5 separate regions of the Homo sapiens genome follow, and regions 1, 2, 3 and 4 are each linked to region 5. Evidence: chromatin contacts called from ENCODE Hi-C or POLR2A ChIA-PET data. All regions are on one chromosome and are shown on one strand. The core of a region is the stretch at or near the end of the contact, and the rest is flanking DNA. Distances in the headings are between cores, read along the strand shown.

Region 1 (4,683 bases), core at 1,502-4,001, 170 kb before region 5:
GAGTAGCTGGGACTACAGGCACGCACCACCATGCCTGGCTAATTTTTGTATTTTTAGTAGAGACGGGGTTTCACCATGTTGGCCAGACTGGTCTCAAACTCCTGACCTCGTGATCCACCCGCCTCAGCCTCCCAAAGTGCTGAGATTACAGGCATGAGCCACCGCGCCTGGCCAGGTTGTTTTAAACAACAGAATTCCTCTACCCTTTTTTTTTTTAGACTAATTGGGAGGAGTGTGTGCCACTGCCAACACCTCCTGGTGTACCTGGATAAACACCTCAGGCATGGTGGAGACATAGGTAGAGGATCTGGAAGCAGGCCTACTGGTTGCAGTCAGAGTGGCTACCTAAAGAATCTTTCTTGGACCTCAAAACTTCTTGCCTGGATCACTAGGACTTGGGGGTAGGCCACAGCTCCAAGCAAGCCTGATCATCCTGCTTATTATAGTAGTCTCCTGGGCCTAATGCAATATATTCCGGCCATGGCTTAACAATGTTGCACCGAGATTGTTTCAGTCAAGTGTCGCTTTTTTTTTTTTTTCTTTTAGAGGGAGTCTTGCTCTGTCGCTCAGGCTGGAGAGCAGTGGCGAGATCTCGGCTCACTGCAATCACCACCTCCCGGGTTCAAGCAATTCTCCTGCCGCCGCCTTCTGAATAGCTGGGATTACAGGCGCGTGCTGCCACGTTCAGCTAATTTTTGTATTTTTAGTAGAGACAGGGTTTCACCATGTTGGCCAGGCTGGTCTCAAACTCCTGACCCCAAGTCATCCGCCCCCCTCGGCCTCCCAAAGTGCTGGGATTACAGGCATTAGCCACCGTGCCCGACCAAGGTGCCATATTAATATGATCAGACAAACCTCTGCCTCCAGATCCTGGGGGTCTGGAGGGCATATGAAATGTACTAGGTTTACTAAAGGAGGTATCTGGGTTGGGGATGGACTGCAGGGCAGTTCTCTGGTTGGCCTTGGACTGACTCAGTTCTCCCCTCTTTCTCACTAGTAGTTCTCAAGCATAGAACGTGCTGGGAATGTAACATCCTGAGAGAGGGACGGACTGGCTGGAATAGCCCTGGCTCTATTCCAGCCCCTCCCTACAAACAGGATGTCTTTCAATGCTTTAACCCAGCAGTCACATGACCCCAGAGTACAAAACTCAGGGCAGCTGCAGTGCAAGTGGGGCACACACACATGAGATTCCATCACCCAGGCAGCATTCCTGAGCCTTGGGGGACTGGTTTCCAATGATTCTTAGGCTTCTGTCATTCTTTGCTGCCTATCTGTAAGTAATAAATCCAGTTCATGTAAATTGTTGTATTAAATATATGAATGTGTTTTCTCACTGGACTCAGACAAGTTGGTAACCAGCATACAGTGAACTTGCTTCATAGAGTCTAATACCTTTTTGTTCAGTTTATACATGTTTACTGAGCTGGGCATCACTATATGCTCTTCTTCCTTCTCCACCCTGCTATGTTCCCAGCTAGGTTGAGCTGTGTGGTTGGGTTTGGCCAAAGAGAGGCATTAGCAAGATACTGAAAAACAAGAGGAGAGTCAAGGGACTTATAGTCTCCTCCTTCCTGCCACAAACCATAGGTTCCTTCTAAAAAAGGTACAACTCCTATCAGACTGCCCCCTTCCCTTGAACCTTCAGATTCAGGGTTCTACACCGAATCTTGTTTCATTGTTTTTGTTTTTAAATCTTGCCCATGCCTTTGTAGATAGTACCTTTATAAAACTCTCCTCAATTACACAGGCTGAGAGTGCCACTTGCTTACTGCCAGAACTCTGTATGCATACAACCCAAAATGGACTCTGCCAGTGATTAGATTTGTGAGGTAAGAAACAAAACAAAACTTTCACTGGGTACTAACCTACAGGTGTGTCAGTGTAGTGTTTTTACACATTAGCCCATTTAATGGTCACAATAAGCCTTTTCAGATAAGAAAACTGAATTTAGAGGGTTATGTTTCTTGCTAAAGATCACCAGGTATTAATATTAAGGATCAGGGTCAGACCAGAACTCGGCTAGGTCTGCCTCCCTAAACATCTGCTTTGCTCCAGGTACCATTAGCCCTGGAAAAAAGGCTTGGTAAGGGACTGAGGGGTAAAGGACGGATTACGACCATGTTTCTCCAAGGGGTCACCTGAGTACAATCACCTGGGATGCTTTTTCAAAATCTAGATTCTTGGACTGTATCTCTCTCAATCCTTTAGCTCTCAGTGGTTTTTGTGCCTCTATTTCGACACTCACCACATTGGATTGCAGGAATAGTCATTAACTCTTTTTTTTTTTTTTTAGACGGAGTTTTGCCCTTGTTGCCTAGGCTGGAGTACAATGGTGCAATCTTGGCTCAATGCAACCTCTGCCTCCTGGGTTCAAGCAATTCTTCTGCCTCAGCCTCCCAAGTAGCCGGGATTACAGGCATGCGCCACCACACCTGGCTATTTTGTATTTTCAGTAGAGATGAGGTTTCACTCTGTTGGTCAGGCTGGTCTTGAACTCCTAACCTCAGGTGTGATCCACCCACCTCGGCCTCCCAAAGTTCTAGGATCACAGGCGTGATCCACCGCCCCCGGCCGGATTGGTCATTAACTCTTATTTCAGCAGATACTCTTTCATTTGGGACACTGGTGTATTTGCACAAATTCTAGGCGCCCCACGCAGCGGCCTGGAGCCTGTCCCCAAGTCCAACCAATGGGAGTAGTGTTAAGGGCTCCGCCCTCGACTACTTTCCAGCGCTCGGCAAAGCCGCCAGGCCCGCCCACTGACTCCGCGGAGCTGGGTCGCCCCTGTTCTACCCAGATTGGGATGGCAGCGACGCTGATCCTGGAGCCCGCGGGCCGCTGCTGCTGGGACGAGCCGCTGCGCATCGCAGTGCGCGGCCTGGCCCCGGAGCAGCCAGTCACGCTGCGCACGTCCCTGCGCGACGAAGAGGGCGCGCTCTTCCGGGCCCACGCGCGCTACCGTGCCGACGCCCGCGACGAGCTGGACCTGGAGCGCGCGCCCGCGCTGGGAGGCAGCTTCGCGGGGCTCCAGCCCATGGGGCTGCTGTGGGCGTTGGAGCCCGAGAAAGCCTTGGTGCGGCTGGTGAAGCGCGACGTGCGGACGCCCTTCGCCGTGGAGCTGGAAGTGCTGGACGGCCACGACACCGAGCCCGGGCGGCTGCTGTGCCTGGCGCAGAACAAGCGCGACTTTCTCCGGCCGGGGGTGCGGCGCGAGCCGGTGCGCGCGGGCCCGGTGCGCGCCGCGCTCTTCCTGCCGCCGGATGAGTAGTCTGCCCAGAATTTGGTCGAGCTCTGCGACCCCCACCGGCCCCTTTCCTGTCCTGGGAATCGCGTGATTGTGGAACATCCCTGAACTTGTTCCTTCGCTCCAGAGTCTGTCATGGATTCTGAGTCTGGGCGTCCGCTGTTGCCCAGGCTGGAGTGCCGTGGCTGGATCGTAGCTCACACTGCAGCCTCGAACTCCTGGGCTCAAGTCCTCTCGCCTCAGCCTCCTGAGTAGCTACTCCAGTCTTTCCTTTTTAAGTTTCACGTCCCTCCCTGGAGGCACCACCACTTTAGCTATGTGCTGAATAGTGCATTCAACTTATTATATATTTATTGAGAGCCACTATGTGCCAGCCATGTGGTTTTGTTTGAATACGATATGGGCAAAACCTTAAGCTGATGTGCAAGAAGGATTTTTGCCTCCTTTCACATCAAACTTCCAAAGAAGCTAAAATCCACAGTATTGGCAATGCCCTTTAATTGTTTAAAAACACACACAAAACTGCCTGACAGTCCTCTCCCTTCTATCATAAACATGCTGTACGTGGTTCTCAACCTGCAATGATTAGCCGCCCTCCCTGGGGGAAATTTGGCAATATCTGGAGACATTTGTGGTTGTCATATCTGAAGGGAGAGGTGCTATTGGCATCTAGCAGGCAGAGGCCAGAGATGCTGCTAAACATTCCACAATGCACAGGACAACCACCAGAACAAAGAATTATCTTGCTGAAAATGTCTGTACTACTGAGGTTGAGGAACCCTAGTCTAAGTAAACACAGGATGTTTGCTAGGTAAAGGTAGCCCAGAAAGAAGACTCCTGATTAATCCCTTCTAACTAAATTCCTGACTTAAACCTCTACCATATAAAAATGATGAGCCGGGCACAGTGGCTCAGGCCTGTAATCCCAGCACTTTGGGAGGCTGAGGTGGGCAGATCACTTGAGCCCAGGAGTTCAAGACCAGCCTGGGCAACATGGTGAAACTCTGTCTCTACAAAAAAAAAAAAAAAAAAAAAAAAATTAGGCAGGCATGGTGGTGCATGCCTGTAGTCCCAGCTGCTTGGGAGGCTGAGGTGGGAGGATTGTTTGATATCAGGAAGTAGAGGTTGCAGTGAGCTGAGATCACGCCACTGCATTCCAGCCTGGACAACAGAGTGAAACCCTGCCTCAAACAACAACAACAACAACAAATTCTAGAGTTGCAACAGCACATAGAATCCTTAAACCGAATTCTGTGATTATTCTCCAAAACAAGAAAACTTGCTTTATTTTTACAGCTCTTCAGCAATTCTTAGCCTTAACTCGTGGCTGCCCACTGTACTGTGAATTCCTGGGGCTGGAATTGGGTCTTACAGATTTCTAAATATCCATGTTCCTAGAGGCTTTCGCAAGGATATAGTAGGAGCTCAATAAATCA
Region 2 (5,170 bases), core at 1,838-4,337, 200 kb before region 5:
CTTTTTTGTGTTTAATTTAATTAAAAAGTTAAAAAAAAATTAAGGAACAGGGACATGAACCCTGGACCCTCAGATTAAAAGTCTGATGCTCTATCAACTGAGCTATCTGGGTTGTTTACTTTTTTTTTTACGTTTTATATTTTAAAGCAGTTTCAGGTTCATAGCAAAATTGAGCAGAAGGTAGTGATTACCCATATACTCCCTGTGCCCCCCAAAACTTGCATAGTTCCCTTATCTCCACTATCAACATCCCCCACCAGAATGGTACATTTGTTACAATTGATTAACCTTCACTGACATACCATTATCACCCCAAATCTCTAGTTTGCTTTAGGGTTCGTTTGTTCTACATCTACAGTTTTGGACAAATGTATAATGACATGTATCCACCATTACAGTATCATACAGAACAGCTTCACTGCCCTAAAAATTGTTCCAACTATTCATCCCTCCCTCCCCACAATCCCTGGCAACTACTGATCTTTTTACTATCTCCAATACTTTTGCTTTCTCTCTTCCTTCCCTTTTTTCTTTTCTTTTTCCCTTTCCTTTTTTTGAAAGTTTCGCTCTGTCACCGATGCTGTAGTGCAGTGGTATGATCTCAGCTTACTGCAACCTCTGCCTGCCAGGTTCAAGCAATTCTCCTGCCTCAGCCTCCCAGGTAGCTGAGACTACAGGTGCACATCACCATGCCCCACTAATTTTTGTATTGTTAGTGGAGGCGGGTTTCACCATGTTGGACAGGCTCGTCTAGATCTCCCAACCTCAAGCGATCCGCCCAACTCGGCCTCCCACAGCACTGAGATTACAAGTGTGTGCCCCTGTGCCTAGCCTACCTTATATTTCATCAAAAAGCTTTTTTTAAGTAAACTGACATGTATGGCCAGGCACGGCAGGTAGCTCCCACCTATAATCCTGGTGTTTCCAGACTGGTCTTGGTCTCACTGACTTCAACAACGAAGCCACAGACCCTCGCGGAGATGTTACAGTTCTTAAAGGCAGCGTGTCTGGAGATTGTACCTTCTGATGTTCCCATGTGCTCAGAGTTTGTTCCTTCTGGTGGGTTCGTGGTCTTGCTGGCTCAGAAGTGAAGCTGCAAACCTTTGCGGTGAGTGTTACAGCTCTTAAGGCGGCATGTCTGGAGTTGTTCGTTCCTCCTGGTGAGTTCGTGGTCTGGTAGGCTTCAGAAGTGAAGCTGCGGACCTTCGCAATGAGTGTTACAGCTCACAACAGCAGTGCGGGCCCAAAAACTGAGCTACCTTTATTACAAAACTAAATAGAACAAACCTTCCCGCAACGTAGAAAAGAACCCCAACAAGTTGCCACTGCTAGCTCTGGCAGCCTGCTTTTATTCCCTTATCTGGCCCCACCCACATCCTGCTGATTGGCCCATTTTACAGAGAGCCGATTGGTCCGTTTTGACAGGGTGCTGATTGGTTCGTTTACAATCCCTGAGCTAGACACAAAAGTTCTCCACCTCCCCACTAGATTAGCTAGATACAGAGTGCCGATTGGTGTATTCACAAACCCTGAGCTAGACACAGGGTGCTGATTGGTGTGTTTACAATCCCTTAGCTAGACATAAAGATTCTCCAAGTCCCCACCAGACTCAGGAGTCCAGCTGGCTTCACCCAGTGGATGCCGCACGGGGTTCGCAGGTGGAGCTGCCTGCCAGTCCCGCGCCGTGCGCCCGCACTTCTCAGCCCTTGGGCGGTCGATGGGACTGGGCGTTAGTGGAGCAGGGAGCGGAGCTCGTTGAGGAGGCTCGGACCGCGCAGAAGCTCACGGCGGGGGCGGGGGCTCAGGCATGGCGGGCTGCAGGTCCCGAGCCCTGCGCCGCGGGGAGGCAGCTAAGGCCCGCTGAGAAATCGAGCACAGCAGCTGCTGCCCCAGGTGCTAAGCCCCTCACTGCCCGGGGCTTGCGGGCCGGCCGGCCGCTCCAAGTGCGGGGCCGCCGAGCCCACGCCCACCCGGGACTCGCGCTGGCCCGCAAGCCCCGCGGGCAGCCCCGGTTCCCGCCCGCGCCTCTCCCTCCACACCTCCCAGTAAGCTGAGGGAGCCGACTCCGGCCTTGGCCAGCCCAGAAAGGGGCTCCCACAGTGCAGCGGCGGGCTGAAGGGCTCCTCAAGCGCGGCCAGAGTGGGCGCCAAGGCCGAGGAGGCGCCGACAGCGAGCGAGGGCAGCCAGCATGCTGTCACGTATCACTAGCACTTTGGGACTACAGAGGCAGGAGGATAGTTTGTGCTCAGGAGTTCGAGACCAGCCTGGGAAACAGGGTGACACCTCCTCTCTAAAAATAAACATTTAAAAATTAACGTGGCATGGTGGTGCGCTGTCTGTAGTCACAGCTACTCCGAAGGCTGAGACAGGAGGATCACTTGAGCCTGGGAGGTGGAGGCTGCAGTGACCTGTGATCGAGCCACCGCCTTGCAGCCTGGATGACAGAGAGAGACCCTGTCTCAAATACAACAAAAAAGCAGGCCGGGCGCAGCGGCTCACGCCTGTAATCCCTAGCACTTTGGGAGGCCAAGGCGGGAAGATCACTTGAAGTCAGGAGTTCAAGACCAGCCTGGCCAACATGGTGTAACTCCCTCTTTACTAAAAATACAAAAATTAGCGGCATGGTGGCGCGCGCCTGTAATCCCAGGTACTCGGGAGGCTGAGGCAGGAGAATCGCTTGAACCCAGGAGGCGGAGATTGCAGTGAGCCGAAGCGCCACTGCACTCCAGCCTGGGCGACAGAGGAGACTCTGTTTCAAAAAAAAAAAAAGTTAAAAACAAAACCTTCCATGGAGCCCATGAAAGGCTGGAATTTGGCTTGATCTCATTGGCTTTTGGTTTCACCACAAATTGATCATCCAACAACTTTCATTCCAACAACCGAGGGTGGTGTGAGGCAGAGAGGCTTTCTACGGGGTGGGTTGGGCGCCACACCTTGCGCGCCCCGGGGCCCAAGGAGACGACCCTGAAGAGGAGCCTGGCTACTTTTGCCTCAGACGAGTCCGGAGCGCCGGGTTAACCGGTCTGAAGTCCCAGGGGCTTTCTGGGACTGCTCAGCCACCGGCAGCTTCCGGCACCAGGGGACGCCGGACGCCGTCCGGACATTCGGCGCGCTTGCCACGATCTTGGACGGGTCTCGGGCCTCGACCTTTGAATTCCCCGCTCCGGCTCCAAGATGTCAGCAACGCTGATCCTGGAGCCCCCAGGCCGCTGCTGCTGGAACGAGCCGGTGCGCATTGCCGTGCGCGGCCTGGCCCCGGAGCAGCGGGTTACGCTGCGCGCGTCCCTGCGCGACGAGAAGGGCGCGCTCTTCCGGGCCCACGCGCGCTACTGCGCCGACGCCCGCGGCGAGCTGGACCTGGAGCGCGCACCCGCGCTGGGCGGCAGCTTCGCGGGACTCGAGCCCATGGGGCTGCTCTGGGCCCTGGAACCCGAGAAGCCTTTTTGGCGCTTCCTGAAGCGGGACGTACAGATTCCTTTTGTCGTGGAGTTGGAGGTGCTGGACGGCCACGACCCCGAGCCTGGACGGCTGCTGTGCCAGGCGCAGCACGAGCGCCACTTCCTCCCGCCAGGGGTGCGGCGCCAGTCGGTGCGAGCGGGCCGGGTGCGCGCCACGCTCTTCCTGCCGCCAGGTGAGCCAGGCTGCTGGCGGGTGGTGTGAGCGTCAGTGGCCTGAGTCTCCGTTTGTTTCCAGTGCTGATTTAGCACTGGTTTGGTTTTGGAGCAAGATCAGAGAAGCTAACATTGACTATGTCAGTGGCCACTCTACCAAAATAGAGGGTTTGGTACCGGGCGTGGTGACTAACGCCTGTAATCCCAGCACTTTGGGAGGCCGAGATGGGCGGATCACTTGAGATCAGGAGTTTGAGACCAGACTGGCCAGCATGGTGAAACGCTGACTCTACCGAAAATACAAAAATTAGTCCAGCCTGGTGGCACACGCCTGTAGTCCCAGCCACTCGGGAGGCTGAGGCACGAGAATCGCTTGAACCTGGGAGATGGAGGTTGCAGTGAGCCGAGATCGCACCACTGCACTCCAGCCTGGGTGACAGAGCGAGACTCCGTCTCAAAAAAAGAAAAAAGAAAAAAAAGGATTTTTTGTTAGGCTGTGTACTACGGTTTTTACTTGCATTCTATCAGTTAGTCTCTATAATATCCCAATGAAGTTGGTATTGTTATTCTGCAGATGAAAAAACAGGTTCAGGTCGTCAGGTACATTATCCACTTTGCTATTAATCACTACCCTACAGATTTCTACAGGCATCAGCCTGACTTGTCTAAGGCAGAATGATGACAGTGAATGAAGCTATTACCATGTCGTCTTCTCTAGTGTTCTAGGCACACTGTCTCTTCTCCACTTCTTCATGTGCTGCTTTATCACAGGTCACACTTCAGACTCCACTGCCTTTCTCACCTAAAACCATCTCTGGGTATTTCTTTTTCTTTCCTCCCTTTCTACATAGACATCTGAAATATCAGTACACTAAAAACCAGAGGGCTGATGCAACAGAACATAAAGTTTTGTTTCAATCTTTTTTCTTTTCTTTCTTTCTTTTTTTTTTTTTTTTTTTTGAGACAGTGTCTGTCTCTGTTGCCCACGCTGGAGTGCAGTGGTGTGGTCACACCTCACTGCAGCCTTGACCTCTGGGGCTCAAGTGATCCTCCCTCCATTGCCTCCCAAGTAGCTAGGACTACAGGCATACACCACCACACTGACTAATTAAAAAAAAAAAAAGATTGTAGAGATGGGGTCTCACTACATTGTCCAGGCTGGTCTTGAACTCCTGGCCTCAAGCAATCCTCCTGCCTTGGCCTCCTAAAGTGCTGAGATTACAAGCATGAACCACAGTGTCCAGCCAGGAAAGCAAATTCTTTAAATTGTATAATGGCTTACATTTATAATATTTTGTTCTCTAGGACCTGGACCCTTCCCAGGGATCATTGACATCTTTGGTATTGGAGGGGGCCTCTTGGAATATCGAGCCAGCCTCCTTGCTGGCCATGGCTTTGCCACGTTGGCTCTAGCTTATTATAACTTTGAAGATCTCCCCAATAACATGGACAACATATCCCTGGAGTACTTCGAAGAAGCCGTATGCTACATGCTTCAACATCCCCAGGTTCTCCTCATGTCCTTTATTTAATCAGTCTCTCTAGAAATATTTCCATAG
Region 3 (5,141 bases), core at 2,360-4,859, 220 kb before region 5:
CTTCCTTCTGGTGGGTTCATGGTCTCGCTGGCTTAGGACTGAAGCTGCGGACCTTCGTGGTGAGTGTTACAGCTCTTAAGGCGGCGTGTCTGGAGTTGTTCGTTTTTCCCGGTGAGTTCATGGTCTCGCTGGCTTCAGGAGTGAAGCTACAGACCTTGGTGGTGAGTGTTAGAGCTCATAAAGGCAGTGTGGACGCAAAGAGTGAGCAGCAGTAAGATTTATTGCAAAGAACGAAAGAACAAAGTTTCCACAGTGTGGAAGGGGGACCCCAGCGGGTTGCCACTGCTGGCTAGGGCAGCCTGCTTTTATTCTCTTATCTGGCCCCACTCACATCCTGCTGATTGGTAGAGCCCAGGGGTCTGTTTTGACAGGGCACTGATTGGTGCGTTTACAATTCCTCAGCTAGACACAAAAGTTCTCCACGTCCCCACCAGAATAGTTAGATACAGAGTGTTGACACAAAGGTTCTCCAAGTCCCCACCAGAGTAGCTAGATACAGAGTGTTGATTGGTGCATTCACAAACCCTGAGCTAGACACAGGGTGCTGATTGGTGTGTTTACAAACCTTGAGCTAGATACAGAGTGCCGATTGGTGTATTTACAATCCCCTAGCTAGACATAAAGGTTCTCCAAGTTCCCACTAGACTCAGGAGCCCAGCTGGCTTCACCCAGTGGATCGTGCACTGGGGCTGCAGGTGGAGCTGCCTGCCAGTCCCGCACCGTGAGCCCACACTCCTCAGCCCTTGGGTGGTCAATGGGACTGGGCTCCGTGGAGCAGGGGGCGGCGCTCGTCAGGGAAGCTCAGGCTGCACAGGAGCCCACGGAGGCGGGGGGAGGCTCAGGCATGGAGGGCTGCAGGTCCTAAGCCCTTTCCCGTGGGAAGGCAGCTAAGGCCCAGCGAGAAATTGAGCACAGCGCCAGTGGGCCGGCACTGCTGGGGGACCCAGCACACCCTCCGCAGCCGCTGGCCCAGGTGCTAAGCCCCTCATTGCCCGGGGCTGGCAGGGCCAGCTGGCGGCTCCGAGTGTGGGGCCCACCAAGCCCATGCCCACCTGGAACTCCAGCTGGCCCGCAAGTGCGGAACGCAGCCTCAGTTCCCACTTGCGCCTCTCCCTCCACACCTCCCTGCAAGCTGAGGGAGACGGCTCCGGCCTTGGCCAGCCCAGAAAGGGGCTCCCACAGTGCAGCGGTGGGCTGAAGGGCTTCTCAAGTGCCGCCAAAGTGGGAGCCCAGGCAGAGGAAGTGCTGTGAGGGCTGCCAGCACGCTGTCACCTCTCACAAGCTCCACCTCTGGGGTTCACGCCATTCTCCTGCCTCAGCCTCTGGAGCAGCTGGGACTACAGGTGCCTGCCACCATGCCCAGTTAATTTCTTGTATTTTTTTTTAGTAGAGATGGGGTTTCACTGTGTTAGCCAGGATGGTGTCGATCTCCTGACCTCATGATCCACCCGCCTCAGCCTCCCAAAGTTCTGGGATTACAGGTGTGAGCCACCGCGCCCATCCCCTTTTTCTTTTTAGAGACAGGGTCTTGCTATGTTGTCCAGGTTGGTGCGAAACTCCTGGCCTTAAGCAACCCTGCCACCTCAGCCTCCAAGTAAACTGGGATTACAGGCGTGAGCCATCTTGCCCAACTTCCACTTTCTAGCTGTGTGATCTTCAGAAAATCAGTTAAATTCTCTGGGCCTTAATTTACTGATAGGGTTCTTGTAAGTATTAACCATTAGCTACTATTGAGAGGTGAAGACCGCTGGGCTTCTGGGTTGGGTGGGGACTTGGAGAACTTTTTTGTCTAGCTAAAGGATTGTAAATGCACCAATCAGCACTCTGTGTCTAGCTAAAGGTTTGTAAACGCACCAATCAGCACTGGGTAAAAACGAACCAATCAGCACTTTGTAAAACGAACCAATCAGCACTCTGTAAAATGGAAAATCAGCGCTCTGTAAAATGGACCAATCAGCAGGACATGAGCAGGGCCAAATAAGGGAATAAAAGCTGGTCACCCCAGCTAGTAGTGGTAACCTGCGTGAGTTCCGCTCCAGGCTGATGGAAGCTTTGTTCTTTTGTACTTCACAATAAACCTTGCTACTGCTCCTTCTTTGGGTCCATACTGCATTTCAGAGCTGTAACACCGTGAAGGTATACAGCTTCACTCCTGAAGCCAAGACCATGAACCCACTGAGAGGAACAAGAAAAACAACTCTGGACCTGCTGCCTTTATGAGCTGTAACACTCACCTTGAAGGTCTGTGGCTTTACTCTTGAAGTCGGTGAGAAGCGAGACCATGAACCCACCAGAAGGAACACATTCCGGACGCATCTGAACATCAGAGGAAACAAACTCCAGACACACTACTTTTCAGAACTGTATTAAGAACTGTAACAGTCACTGCGAGGGTCTGCGGCTTCATTCTTGATGTCAGCGAGACCAAGAATCCACCAGAAGGAACCAATTCCAGACACAGAATTATTTGCCTTCTTACTTCCTGAGAGTTCTAGGCACAGAACATACTTGAGGTGTTATACAAAGGTAATTAGAACTGACAGGGAATTGTATGATTAATGACGTGGGACATGAGAGATTTGGAACGAGATAAAAAGGCTTACCTTGAGGACAGCCTTATTAGGAGCAGAGGCAAACACAGGTTTTGTGGGTTTGAAGCCTACACATTTATAGCTTTCTCTAATTACACAGGTAGGAAATTATAAAATCAGGTACAAGGGCTTGGCAGGGGCCTAAAGCTTAAGTGATGAAAAAAAAAAACACCACACCTCTGGTGAAACCAATAGCTTACGAAAAAGTAGAAAAAAGCGCGATGCATGGGGAGCTCCGGTAGTCCTTTGAGGTATTTGAGAGGCTGAGTCAGGAAGATGGCTTGAGCACCAGGAGTTGGAGGTTTGTAAGTGCAGTGATGGTAAACTGCCGCTGTACTCCAGTCTGGCAATGTAGTGAGACCCTGTCTCTCAAAAAAAAAAAGTAACCCTTGCCTGACTGGGACAATAATTGAGAAACCAGTAAAACAAAATAATAACTATTAGCCGGGCGCGGTGGCTCATGCCTGTAAATCCTAGCATTTTGGGAGGCTGAGGCGGGCGGATTACAAAGTCAGGAGTTTGAGAAATTACTACCTATTACCCCATTTGGCTATTTTTACACTTGTAAGGAATGAAGCTCAGAGGTCACACAGCTAGTAAGAAGCCAGCACCCTTCGATGTGGGATTGATGTGGAGGATAGGCATATACAGAGAACACAAAAGCAAAACACCATGGTGCAGATTTTGAAAGAAAAGCCCTAAGATTAGTAATGAGTGTGAATTATTCAACAAAGTGATCAAAACTAACTCCAGCTCTGCATTCCTCTTCGCCATCAGGAGTTTGGAGCCTGGAGACTGCTAGCTGCCTGGTTCTTTAAGAACCAGCCCTGGTCCAGCCCATTCCGCAGGCCAGCAAGCTTCTGAAAAGCAAACCTAGGAAGTAGCTTTCCAACATAAAGTGGAGGTTTCAACACAGGAGACTTTAAGCAAGTTCCAGTGTGTCTATATTTGGTCTGGCTGATCGGCTGGACTCTGGCCTTCCCCGCTCACGTTAGCAGACAGCTCTGCCCTAGTGGGCGCTTAGCCTGCGACGGCAGCCCGAGAGGATGTCTAACAAGCTTCTTTCTCCCCACCCCCATTCAGTTGTTCTCAGGTCTGAATTCAAAATGGCCTCATCTCCTGCTGTCCTTCGAGCGTCCCGGCTGTACCAATGGAGCCTGAAGAGTTCGGCGCAGTTCCTGGGGTCTCCACAGCTGAGGCAGGTTGGTCAGATCATTAGGGTTCCTGCTCGGATGGCGGCGACGCTGATCCTGGAGCCTGCGGGCCGCTGCTGCTGGGACGAACCGGTGCGAATCGCCGTGCGCGGCCTAGCCCCGGAGCAGCCGGTCACGCTGCGCGCGTCCCTGCGCGACGAGAAGGGCGCGCTTTTCCAGGCCCACGCGCGCTACCGCGCCGACACTCTTGGCGAGCTGGACCTGGAGCGCGCGCCCGCGCTGGGCGGCAGCTTCGCGGGGCTTGAGCCCATGGGGCTGCTCTGGGCCTTGGAGCCCGAGAAACCTTTGGTGCGGCTGGTGAAGCGCGACGTGCGAACGCCCTTGGCCGTGGAGCTGGAGGTGCTGGATGGCCACGACCCCGACCCCGGGCGGCTGCTGTGCCAGACGCGGCACGAGCGCTACTTCCTCCCGCCCGGGGTGCGGCGCGAGCCGGTGCGCGTGGGCCGGGTGCGAGGCACGCTCTTCCTGCCGCCAGGTGACTCACCTCCGCTAATTGTTCCGTGTTCGTTCGCCTTTCACTTTGTGTGTCTCCCCCGCCCCACGCTTTTCGCTTATGTGTATGCCCCCCCGCCGCGCCCCCGGGCTATATTGCCCAGGCAGGTTTCGAATTCCTGGTCTCCAGCTATCTTCCCGCCTCTGCCTCCCTAAGAGCTGGGATTACAGGGTGAGCCACCGCGCCCGGCACTTTGAGGGGAGTTACACTTTTTTTTTTTTTCCGTCCCTGCCCTTTTCACACGAAGAAGGGATGTAGCTTCCAACCTTCCGGAGGTTAGTGTAAAGAAACAGGAATGGAATGGAAAGCTGATTGGGGAAGTGTCCCTGCCGCTCCAAAACTGAGAGGTCCCTCAAACCTAGTGCTCAGTTAAAAGACATTGTAAGGGCCAGGCGCAGTGGCTCACGCTTGTAATCCCAGCACTTTGGGAAGTCTCGGCGGGCAGATCACGAGATCAAAAGATTGAGGCCATCCTGACTAACACGGTGAAACCCCGTCTCTACTAAAAATACAAAACAGTAGCTGGGCGTAGTAGCGGGCGCCTGTAGTCCCAGCTACTCGGGAGGCTGAGGCAGGAGAATGGTGTGAACCCGGGAGGCAGAGTTTGTAGTGAGCTGAGATCGCGCCACTGCACTCCAGCCTGGGCGACAGAGCGAGACTCCGTCTCAAAAAAAAGACATTGTAAGGAAAGGAAAAAGACACTTATATTAAAAACAAAACAGGCCGGGCGCGGTGGCTAACGCCTGTAATCCTAGCGCTTTGGGAGGCCGAGGCCGGCGGATCACCTGAGGTCAGGAGTTCGAGACCAGCCTGGCCAACATGGTGAAACCCCATCTCTACTAA
Region 4 (5,284 bases), core at 2,039-4,538, 160 kb after region 5:
GCTCATCTTCCTTCTCTCCCTTCCCTTATTTCTACTCCTCTGCTTTCCTCATGTTCTAGCTAATTTGCACTCTGTCAAGGAATGGATGATGGCTGGGTGCAGTGGCTCATGCCTGTAATCCCAGCATTTTGGGAGGCCGAGGGAGGTGGATCACCTGAGGTCAGGAGTTCAAGACCAGCTTGACCAACATGGTGAAATCCCGTCTCTACAAAAATACAAAAATTAGTTGGGCGTGGTGGCGGGTGCCTGTAATCTCAGCTACTGGGGAGGCTGAGGCAGGAGAATCGCTTGAACCCGGGAGGCGGAGGTGGCAGTGAGATGAGATTGCGCCACTGCACTCCAGCCTGGGCAACAAGAGTGATGCTCCGTCTCAAAAAAAAAAAAAAAAAAAGGAATGGATGATTAACAAGACAGACAGTATGGTCTGGCTGGAAGAGCAATGTCTTAAGAAGTGGGACACACAATTAACTTTTTCAGTACTCCATTCATTCATAAAATATTTACTGGGTGCCTGATGTGCACTGGGCATTTGGCTGAGAACAAGACAAACAAGGTCCTTACTCTCATGAAGCTTACACTGTAGTAAGAGGAGACAGACAATATAAGATGATGATAAATTCTGTGAAAACCATAAACAACTGTGAGGTTATAAAAAGATGGAGTGCCTATGGAAAGCTTTTTGGTTGATAAAGTCCATCAGATTAAGGTTATTAGGAATGTACTTGTAATCAGTACATCAGTTAGGCTTATTAACTTGCTGCAGGACACTACGGAAAACCACAGGGAACTTAGGGTTGAGGGTGTGATTTTTATAGGGTTGGCTTCCCTGATTGATTCAGGGAACCAGGTATCAACTCTGGAATGGTGCTGTCATGAAGTGGGGACAATTTAGTTAAGCGAATGACTGAGCAATTTTTTTTTTTTGAGACAGGTTCTTGCTCTGTCACCCAGGTTCTGGAGTGCAGTGGTGCAATCATGCCTCACTGCAGCCTGAACCTCCTGAGCTCAGGTGATGATCCTCCCACCTCAGCCTCCCGAGTAGCTGGGACTACAGCACACACCATCACACCTGGCTAGTTTTTGTATTTTTTGTACAGATGGGGTTTCACCATGCTTCCCAGGCTGGTCTCCAACTCCTGAGCTCAAATGATCCGCCTGCCTTGGCCTCCCAAAGTGCTGGGATTACAGGCGTGAGCCATTGGGCCCCGCCCAACGGCAATACTTATTCAAAAGGTGAGAAGAATAAAGTAGGGTGGGTAAGTAATTGATCAGTAAGCCTTTTGGAAGAAGGGGTGTTAGTAATTTTGCACCTATGTTATGGCCCTGAGAGAAACACTGTTTCCTGATGCTCTTGCCGTTGGCATTATCTATGCCTATGACAGTCTGAGTTATACTTTCTCAGTCCTGGGCTGATTTTTATTTTTCATTGTGGAGGAATTTTGAATTGACACTTGATTGATGAGGAGCCAGGCTTACTAAAATCCAGGGTAAGAGTCAGAGATATGTATGCACCCTAGCCCTGGCTCTGCTACAGTGTGTGATCTTGGGCACGTTTTTTCTTTTCTTTTAAAGACAACTTTATTAAGACATAATTTCTATACAATATATTCACTCATTTAAAGTGTACAATTCAGTGGTTTTAGTATATACACAGAGTTGTGCAACTACCATCACAATTTTAGAACACCTTCATCGCCCTTAAAAGAAATGCCACACGCTTTAGTGGTCACTCCCTATTTCCCCTAACCCTCCACACCCCACCCCACCAGCCCTAAGCAACTGCCAATCTACTTTTTGCCTTTAATAGTTTGGGGTCCACCAGGTGCACTGGCTCACGCCTGTAATCCCAGCACTTTGGGAGGCCTTGGCTGGTGGATCACTGGAGGCACGCGCCACCACACCTGGCTAATTTTTTTTTTTTTTTGAGACGGAGTCTCGCTCTGTCGCCAGGCTAGAGTGCAGTGGTGCAATCTTGGCTCACTGCAACCTCCACCTCCCGGGTTCAAGTGATTCTCCTGCCTCAGCCTCCCGAGTAGCTAGGACTACAGGCGCGCACCACCATGCCCAGATAATTTTTTGTATTTTTTTGTTTGTTTGTTTTTGTTTTTGAGAGAGTTTTGCTCTTGTTGCCCAGGCTGGAGTGCAATGGCACAATCTCGGCTCACTGCAACCTCCACCTCCCAGGTTCAAGCAATTCTCTTGCCTCAGCCTCCCGAGTAGCTGGGATTACAGGCATGTGCCACCACGTCCAGCTAATTTTGTATTTTTTTTAGTAGAGACAGGGTTTCTCCATGTTGGTCAGGCTGGTCTTGAACTCCTGACCTCAGGTCCCAAAGTGCTGCATTACAGGAGTAAGCCACCGCACCCGGCCAATTTTTGTATTTTTAGTAGAGACGGGGTTTTGCCATGGAAACCAGCCTGGTCTCGATCTCTTGACCTCATGATCCGCTTTCCTTGGCCTCCCAAAGTGCTGGGATTACAGGCGTGAGCCAGCGCGCCTGGCCAATTTTTTTTTTTTTTTTAAATTTTTAGACGGAGTTTCACCATGTTGGCCAGGCTGGTCTCGAACTCCTGACCTCAGGTGATCCACCCGCCTCGGCCTCCCAAAGTGCTAGGATTACAGGCGTGAACCACCACGCCCGGCCAAATTTGGGGAGCAATTTTCTTAATCTCTTTGTGCCTCAGTTTTCTCTTCTACAAAAATGAGACGACAATTGTACTACTGGTCATAGAGTACTAAGAGGATAAGCGAAAACTGAGTGACATTGCCTATCAAGAGCCTCGTATAAAGTCCGAGAGGTTCAGGTCTGTAAGTCAGAGTCCGCCTCCTGGTCCCTAAACGCTCATTTTAATCCCACGCCCCTCCGTGACACGCCCCTGCTGTCTGTCTCCAAGGCAACGCCCAACAGTTTCCTCTCCGGGATTCCTTTCCCGGGGGCAGTCTCTTTTCTCTCCTCACCTGACGGCTCCCCTCCGCGCCTCCGGGGGCTCCCTCAGGCCTCCCCACGGTCATTTCAGCTGGACAGAGGCAGCAGCGACAGTGACAGCGATAGTGGCAGCAGCGGTGGCAGCGAGAGCTATGCGGGGCCAGGGTCCACCCCTTTCTAGCTTTGGCGTCTGGTTGGCTTCCAGGGCAGCCTCCGATCCATCCCGCCCGAGGAGGCAAGGTTCGTTTTCCGATTGGCCTATTTTCTCCGCGCATTTTATTTCCGGTTCTGAGGACGCCGCGGAAGCGGGACGGGATTGGAGTGCTCTGCTCCGGACGCACTACGTAGGTGGGCCTGCGGGAGTTCTGAGTGCGACGGCGCAGGTCTGCACCATGGCGGCCCGGCTTGTCAGCCGATGCGGGGCTGTGCGTGCAGCTCCCCACAGCGGCCCGCTGGTGTCCTGGCGCAGGTGGTCCGGCGCCTCAACAGACACCGTGTATGACGTGGTGGTGTCGGGTGGAGGCCTGGTGGGCGCTGCCATGGCCTGTGCCTTGGGTAAGCCCTTCTCCAGGCTACTAGTGGCCGGAAACCGGGCCGCGGAGGCACGATGAGAGCCGTGAGAGCCCTAGCACGACTTGCCCAAAGACAATTTCTCAGGTCTCGCGACGCTTCTCCCCTCCCCTCCTAGAGGAACCCCAGGGCACGCCGGAATGCGTGTGGTCCTTCAGGGTCCATTAGGGTCAAAAGTGGGAGGGGCGTTCAGAGTCTGTTCTACTCATGGGAAAACAGGCCTTCCCGGGGTTATTTATAAATGAGAGTTCCAGTTTCTCCAGATCCTGGACAGTACTTGTCATTGTCTTTTTGTTTATAGACATTCTAGTGGGTGTAAGTAAAGTGGGATCTCCAGGTTTTGACTTGTATTTCCCTAATGATTAATGATGTTGAATATCCTTTCATATGTTTATTGGTCATTTGTATATCTTCTTTAGAGAAATGCCTATTCAGACCCTTTGCCCGGTTTTTAATTGAGCAGTTTGTCTCTTGAATACTGTGGTAAGAGTTATTTTTATTTTTTGAGACAGGGTCTTCCGCTGTGCCCAGGCTGCAGTGCAGTGGCACGATCACGGCTCACTGTAGCCTCAACCTCCCTGGCTGAATTGATCCTCCTGCCTCTGCCTCCCAAATAGCTGGGACTGCAGGAATGCGCCACCACTCGGCTGATTTTTGTATTTTTTTGTAGAGACGAGGTCTCACTATGTTGCCCAGGCTGGTCTGGAACTTCTGGGCTCAAGCAATCCACCTGCCTCAGCCTCCCAAAGTGCTGGGATTACCGGCATAAGCAACCCTGCCTGGCCATTATTTTGTTTATTCTGTATAAGTCCCTTATCTGATAAATGACTTGCAAATATTTTCTTCCATTTTGTAGTCTTTTCACTTTTTTTTTTTTCCCTGAGATGGAGTTTCGCTCTTGTTGCCCAGGATGGAGTACAATGGCACGATCTCAGCTCACTGCAACCTCTGGGATTACAGGCTTGTGCCACCATGCCTGGCTAATTTTTGTATTTTTAGTAGAGACGGGGTTTCACCATATTGGCCAGGCTGGTCTCGAACTCCTGATCTCGTGATCCACCTGCCCCTTCCTCCCAAAGTGCTGGGATTACAGGCATGAATCACCATGCTTGGCCCATTATGAGATTTTTTTTTTGTGATTTTTTTTTTTTTTTTAGCTCATCAGCTATCATTAATATTAGTGTTTTTTTATATGTGACCCAAGACAATTCTTCCACTGTGGCCTGGGGAAGCCAAAAGATTGGACACCCTGATCTAAGGGCAGCTGTTCCACCCTATGATCCTCATCTCACAAGATACACAAAATTTAACTTAAAGCAGATCATAGACTTCTGTAACAGGGTGGTTCTCATGGCTGCTTGGGAGGCTGAGGCAGGAGAATCGCTTGAAACTGGAAGGGGGAGGTTGCAGTGAGCTGAGATCGCGCCACTGCACTCCAGCCTGGGCAACAAGAGCGAAACTCGATATCTCAAAAAAAAAAAAAAAAAAAAAAGAAGATAGTGCCCTTTACAGAGCATGCTCTACAGAGCATGTCCCTGTGCCCCATCCTCCACAGCAAAAGCTGCCAAGATGGACCGCTCACTGTCTGTATGGCTGGAGCTAACTTTTTTTTTTTTTTTTTTTTTTTTTGAGACAGAGTCTCTGCTCTGTCACCCAGGCTGGAGTGCAGTGGCAGGATCCCAGCTCACTGCAACCTCTGCCTCCCAGGTTCCAGTGATTCTCCTGCCTCAGCCTTCTGAGGAGCTGGGACCACAGGCGCCCGCCATCACACCTGGCTAATTTTTGTG
Region 5 (5,322 bases), core at 664-3,163:
AGACCCAGACCACCAGCACAGACAAAAGTGCTACCACTTGCACGTTTCCTCTTTGCCCAGCACAATAAAGGAATTAGGACCTACCACCTACTAAGTTTCTGCAGCTGACACTTCCAGGCTTAAAGTCTAGCACGCCAGCTCAGTCACACATGGTCTGACGAGTCCTCTTTGCAACTCAGCCCCAACCCAGCCACCCGTGCAATTTTGCTAATTCAAACAGCTTTCCCGTTTAGAGAGGTTGATAGCCATCTCCCATCTCCTTTTCCTACTGACGTCATCCCACATTTTCTCCGGAGACAAATAAGGGTAGAGTTCCTGGGATAGTTTTCAGGCTGCCTAAGATAGGAGTGCAGTGGCCTCCCGAGTCCACCCCACATCTCAGGCTTTGGACAAGTCGTCAAAAGTGAGAGGGAGGTAATGAAATAAATCACCTAGCTAGGGTTAAAGGGCAAAAAGAATTTGGAGACTGCAGCTCAGACCCAGATCTATCCTGGGCATTTGCAGTGCAAAGCTGCGTTTTCTTCGCCACTACCGAGGTCTTGCACAATAGCCTGTGTATAAACATCCACGCCAACAATGCCTGACTGTGCAATCACGCTGTAATTACAGGCCGGCAGGAAGCTGCTGCTAGGAACTGCACCATTCAACCTCTAGGACACCCCATCTCGAGTCTCCACGGCTCGGACGCACTTTCCTGCACACACCAACGTGTCCCCGCCGCCGCCGCTACAGTTGCAGTCTCGCCACTGGCCCGGGCCGCCAGCCCCTAGTTACTCTGCAGGAATGTCCCAAACTTCTCAGCTGTTCTTTAAAAAACCCTGCGCCACGAGGCTACCGAGGGCGACGGGAACCACCGTCAAAGTTCCTGCAGCACATTCCTGCAGCCCTTGCAGTTTTAGGAAACAGAAAAGAACGAGATGCCACAGAGTCCGCTGGAAGCGGGTTTCTGAGTTTTATATAGAAAACACTCACATATGTACGTGGGTGTGCTGACAGTTTTTATGGCTAAATTGCAAAGTGTTAGGCCTTAGCGATCACTGTCAGGTTTGGGACATGGTTGGGAAGGGTAAAGGGGGAGTCAGGAGCGATTCATTTCAAGGGGGCTTGGGGACAATTCCGGTTTGGTTTTCTGAAAATGCGTAGGGTTGTTTTCCCAAACTTCCGAGCTACTCTGCTCTTCGTCCCAGGAAGGCCAAGCAAATAAAAGTCCGGGGAAAGTTCCTTTAACTTCCTTCCTGCGCCCTCGACAAGGGCTGCGAAGAGGAAGAGGTCATTTCCCAGGGAAGCACCGGGCAGGGGCCGAGAGCTGCGCCCAGCCTGCAGGGATGGAGGCGCTGGGCGGAGGGCTGGCTGCAGACGTAGGCCCCGGAAAGCCCCTTCCCCCCACCCTACCTCAGGCCAACGGCGCCTGGAGCTGGCCCCGCTGCAGCCCTTGCTGTTTGAAGTCCCGCGGCAAAGCGGCGACAACACCGGCGCAGCCCGGCGCCCCGACCCCGGCCGCCGAGCTCCCTCCCTGCAGCACCCCGGCACCCCAGCGCCCGGCCCAACCCGGCCCGCCACATCCGCGCCCGCGCGGCCCAGCCCGAGCCCCGGAACGATTCCGAGCCCCACGCCGGCGCCCGGTGGCGGGAGGGGGCGCCGAGCCCGCGGCTTACCTGCGTGCTGGATCCCCGGGCTGCTCGGAGGGGTGCGGGGCGCAGGCGAGTGCGGCCCGCAGACTCTAACTTTGTTGCTCTCGGGACGGCGCAGTCGTCACTTCCTCGCGGAGCGGGCGGTGCGGCCCGGGCTGTGCGGCCCGGGCTGTGACCCAGCGGCTCGCGCGGTGGCGCGCAGGGCCCTGCAGCCAGCCGCCCCGCCCGCGCCCCCGGCTCCGCGCGCCCCTGGCCCCAGGCGCCGTCTCCCCACTCTGCGCGCCCTCGGCTGCGGGGTAGCGGGCAGCCCTGCGCTGCCGGCCGCCTAGCCTGCACCCCCCGCCCTGGGAGGGAAGCCTCGCTCCAGCCGCGTCGTTTCCGCGCCGAAGTGCGATCCGGGGCCCCGCGCTGGAGTCCCCTGCTCTCAGGCTGGTCTGGAAGGTGGTGGTGGGGTTCAGGGTCCCCGGAAAGCTGGGGTTCCAGGGTAAACACCAGTACACAAACAAAGCGGTGGGGGAGGGGAAAGAAAAAGTTTTTCCGTTTGGTGTTGGGGCTAAAAGGGTCATGTCAGAAAGCAGTGTGCTCTATGTGTTCTTAATGCCTAAAGTGGGCCTTAAAACAAGGGTCCCTGTCCCCACGTTCTCTCTAAAAGTCTGCATGATGTCCCTCGTCATTTCTACGGGTTATAAGTGAGCAAGACGTTTACCACGTATCACACTTCTGGGGGCTATTTCAACGCCCAAGCTGGGGCTGCAGAATGGTTTCTGTTCTAATCCTCCCCCGCGATTTCCACCTCTTTACACTCAACTCACAGAAAATAGAGTCTGATGCATTCTGTGTTTCATCACCGGTCAAAAGTGACTTTGAGGGTAGGGTGGAGGCCTGAGAAGGGCAGCTTCAGGCAATAGTAATCCTGAAATTTATCATTGCTCAAAATAAATGTGCTCACCTTATTAAAAAGTACAACGGAAAGCCACCTTTAAGATAAGTAGCAACCAAGTCGTTAAACAGCAGTCTTCAAGGAAGAACTCCTGATCTCATAAGGCTGGAGAAAAAACGGGGTTAGCCTTTGCTGGTGAAAAAAAAAAAAAAAGACATTCGAAACTGCAGTGAAGGGCTTTCATAACAGAAACATTAGCTTCATTGTAGCTTGTCGTGGAAAACAGGGACCTTTTAATAGGTGGTTCAAAAGCATCAGTTAGGGCTCAACAATTTTCCTTTTTTCCCCAAATACTGCTTCTCCTAGCACATTGGCCAGATAAAACCTCCCCCCTTTCAATGCTTCATCTTTTTATGAAAACACAGGAAACCATAAACTTGAGTGAAGGCTTTGTTCAGAAAGGTGGATGTAAGACTGATGGAAAATGACATTTGGGAAATGATCCCCAGGTCTGTGTTAATCTCTCATGGAAAGCCACAGACTCACCCAAAGATAGGCGTATGAAGATCGAAGCTCTCCTAGCAACATGAAATCCTCCACGTTGCAGCTGCTACGCCCTAGTTCTGATTTTTACTAAGACATTAATGGCACATTATAAATACAAAATGTGCAATGCAAGAAAAATAATACTGCTTTGAGAAATAACTGCATCATTAGACTCAATAATTAAAGTTCCCTGAAATTCTTCTTACATCACGCTATTGTGGGGAGATGGTGAAGGGATTGCCCATTTCAATTTTGGAATAAATAGAAGTAATTCCTTAGTGCATTCTGCTTAAGGCAACCAATGAGAGAATATGTTAGCCAGGCTTCTAAAGGCAATCATGTGATACTCCATATTTGCTAAAACAAGAGCTGAATATTTTTTTTGTTCCATATGCAATTCCAAATTTTCAGTCACAATTTCATGAATATTCAGTATTTCTGCATGCCCAGGAGTAATTAGCAGACAGTGTAAATGTGTGAAGGCCTGACACTTACACATACATTGCTTTTTTCTCTATGTAAGGTGGCAGTTGCTGGAGTACCAGGGCACCAAGTGGAGGATGTGGTAGACAGCCTCTAAGATGCGCCCCCTGCCAATGATCTCTGCCTCCAGGTATTCATACCCTTGTATAATCCTCCCTCCTTAAGTGTAAGCTGAATCCATTGACTGAGTTCTGACAAATAGAATATGGCCAGTGATGTGATCTTACTTCTGAGACTAGGTTATAAAAAAAAAAAATGCGGCTTCCATACTGGGTCCTCTCTATGCCTTTCACTCTCTGGGAACACTCACTGTGGGGGAAGCCAACTGCCACGTCCTAAGGCAGCCTGGTAGAAAGGGAGCTAGGCCTGCCAACCACCGTTTGAGGGAGCTTGGAAAGGGATGCCTCTCCTTCCCCCCATGTTAATCAAGACTTCAGATAAGACCTTCAACCCCAGCCAACAGCTGAAGGGCCTCCCTCGGGCCCTTCAGGCAGAGGCACCCAGCTAAGCTGCCTGGATTCCTGACCCACAGAAACTATAAGATAATAAATGTTGTCTTAAGCTGCTGTGTTTTGAGGAATTCATTACATGGCCACAAATAACAGAGACCAGTAGAGAATCATTGGGGACCCAGTGACAACCCTGCACAGCCTTCCTGATAGAACATGGAAAGGAAAGCAGGGGCCAGAGCCAGATCTAAGCATAACACAAACCCCAAGAACAGAAGGCCGAGCTCTCAGTCCTTTTGCAGAGCGAGGGTCATTCTTGAATTTAAACTAGGTCGGGGGTGTGGACTCCTGCTTGGTCCCAGGCAGCCCTGGTATTGGGTGTCACCTACCTGACAGCACATACAGATGTCTTTGTGTCACCAGAATTGACATCTGTCCAGGCATCCTCTTCCTCCTCCTCCAGGCATTTACCCTGATCCCTGAGGGCTTGGCCCAAACAGTGGCTGTGGAGTCAGGGCTTTGTCCTAGAAGGAGAGTTGGCAAGAAGGGCCTTCAACCCTGGCAGCCAGAAGGGGTAGGCGATTTTGGTTGGGGTGGAGGGTCAAAAAACTAGGAAGAAAGGCTTGTGGTCCTGCTGTTGAAGAGCAAGTCGTGGACTATCTCTGATAAGGATTACCTCCACACTGCTGCCAGGGCGAGGGAGAACATTCTGTCCACGTGATGGTGTCTTTCTCTCAGCATCATTTCCTCTCTGGCTGGAACAAATTATTTACTTTTAAAATATAAAACAAAGTTTCAGGAAGCAGGAGAGATGTCATACTCCATCCCTGACCAGGGCAGGAATCTACTTGTGATTGCCCCCACGGCTCCCTCCCTTCAGTCAATCCAGTACAAGCCAGCAATTGTAGAGGCCGTTTCTGTTTTCCCTCCAGAGACACTAGGCTCTGATTTTTCTCATGTGCAGTGGCCGCAGCTGCTGTGTTGCCATGCCGTCATCCGGTTGCTATGACTTGTGAGGTTGTGGATGTGCCAGAACGTGAATCTATTAATTTAACAGGAACTAGGCTCAGCACATATATTCCTTGTTAGGTCATTTGCTTTGCTACCTAAACCACATCCAATGTGTTCAGCAATGGGCATGTTTCCTAGAGTCTGGCTTTGCAAGAATGCCAAATGCCCCAAATTTTGAGTCTGCACAGTCAGTTTTATATAATTAATTTACTGCGAAGGACAGAAAGGCATTCTAGCATGGGGATGCAAGCACATCGTTTCAGGGAAAAAAACCAAGGAGGGGGAAATGGTTAAAGTCGCTGGTCCTAATTCTTTATGCATT

The links. Hi-C counts contacts between places; a loop is a spot of excess contacts on that map. ChIA-PET counts read pairs that join two places held with the same protein, here RNA polymerase II (POLR2A). Pooled maps may share reads with other maps.
Region 1: a loop to region 5 is called in a pooled map, with 5 times the contacts of the local background. The contact joins the promoter of ACOT6 here to the promoter of MIDEAS-AS1 in region 5. A Hi-C loop is called at or near these places in 4 of 50 pooled maps. POLR2A ChIA-PET finds 5 or more read pairs at or near these places in 8 of 52 experiments (AG04450, CD4-positive, alpha-beta T cell, CD4-positive, alpha-beta memory T cell and 5 more).
Region 2: a pooled map shows a loop between it and region 5 (2.4-fold over the local background). The contact joins the promoter of ACOT4 here to the promoter of MIDEAS-AS1 in region 5. A Hi-C loop is called at or near these places in 1 of 50 pooled maps. POLR2A ChIA-PET finds 5 or more read pairs at or near these places in 5 of 52 experiments (BJ, CD4-positive, alpha-beta memory T cell, activated CD8-positive, alpha-beta memory T cell and 2 more).
Region 3: a pooled map shows a loop between it and region 5 (6-fold over the local background). The contact joins the promoter of ACOT2 here to the promoter of MIDEAS-AS1 in region 5. A Hi-C loop is called at or near these places in 8 of 50 pooled maps. POLR2A ChIA-PET finds 5 or more read pairs at or near these places in 8 of 52 experiments (BJ, CD4-positive, alpha-beta memory T cell, MCF 10A and 5 more).
Region 4: a loop to region 5 is called in a map with no recorded cell type, with 11 times the contacts of the local background. The contact joins the promoter of COQ6 here to the promoter of MIDEAS-AS1 in region 5. A Hi-C loop is called at or near these places in 4 of 37 single-sample maps with no recorded cell type and 11 of 50 pooled maps. POLR2A ChIA-PET finds 5 or more read pairs at or near these places in 5 of 52 experiments (B cell, CD4-positive, alpha-beta memory T cell, CD8-positive, alpha-beta memory T cell and 2 more).

Annotation. Positions count from the first base shown.
Region 1 is chr14:73,609,766-73,614,448 of GRCh38, forward strand. It overlaps ACOT6 (acyl-CoA thioesterase 6), which reads left to right and starts at 2,752. Exons shown (of 3, transcript NM_001365788.1): 1 at 2,752-3,267. The coding sequence starts at 2,807. It also overlaps a transcript of HEATR4 not described here. RefSeq lists enhancers at 2,863-2,912, 2,930-3,429, 2,963-3,012 and a silencer at 4,088-4,332.
Region 2 is chr14:73,588,786-73,593,955 of GRCh38, forward strand. ACOT4 (acyl-CoA thioesterase 4) reads left to right here and starts at 3,088. Exons shown (of 3, transcript NM_152331.4): 1 at 3,088-3,631; 2 at 4,917-5,119. The coding sequence starts at 3,175. It also overlaps a transcript of HEATR4 not described here and the pseudogene TRK-TTT14-1. RefSeq lists an enhancer at 3,322-3,821 and a silencer at 3,633-3,702.
Region 3 is chr14:73,565,604-73,570,744 of GRCh38, forward strand. ACOT2 (acyl-CoA thioesterase 2) reads left to right here and starts at 3,610. Exons shown (of 3, transcript NM_006821.6): 1 at 3,610-4,280. The coding sequence starts at 3,638. It also overlaps a transcript of HEATR4 not described here. RefSeq lists enhancers at 916-1,433, 1,827-3,026, 4,221-4,390.
Region 4 is chr14:73,947,014-73,952,297 of GRCh38, forward strand. COQ6 (coenzyme Q6, monooxygenase) reads left to right here and starts at 3,289. Exons shown (of 12, transcript NM_182476.3): 1 at 3,289-3,482. The coding sequence starts at 3,320. It overlaps FAM161B (FAM161 centrosomal protein B), which reads right to left and starts at 3,081. Exons shown (of 9, transcript NM_152445.3): 1 at 2,960-3,081. The coding sequence starts at 3,013. RefSeq lists enhancers at 2,971-3,971, 2,988-3,047 and a silencer at 5,041-5,284.
Region 5 is chr14:73,785,447-73,790,768 of GRCh38, forward strand. It overlaps MIDEAS-AS1 (MIDEAS antisense RNA 1), which reads left to right and starts at 1,914. Exons shown (of 3, transcript NR_109995.1): 1 at 1,914-2,063; 2 at 3,581-3,670. It also overlaps a transcript of MIDEAS not described here. RefSeq lists silencers at 1,359-1,948, 1,999-2,048, 2,129-2,188 and an enhancer at 2,539-2,588.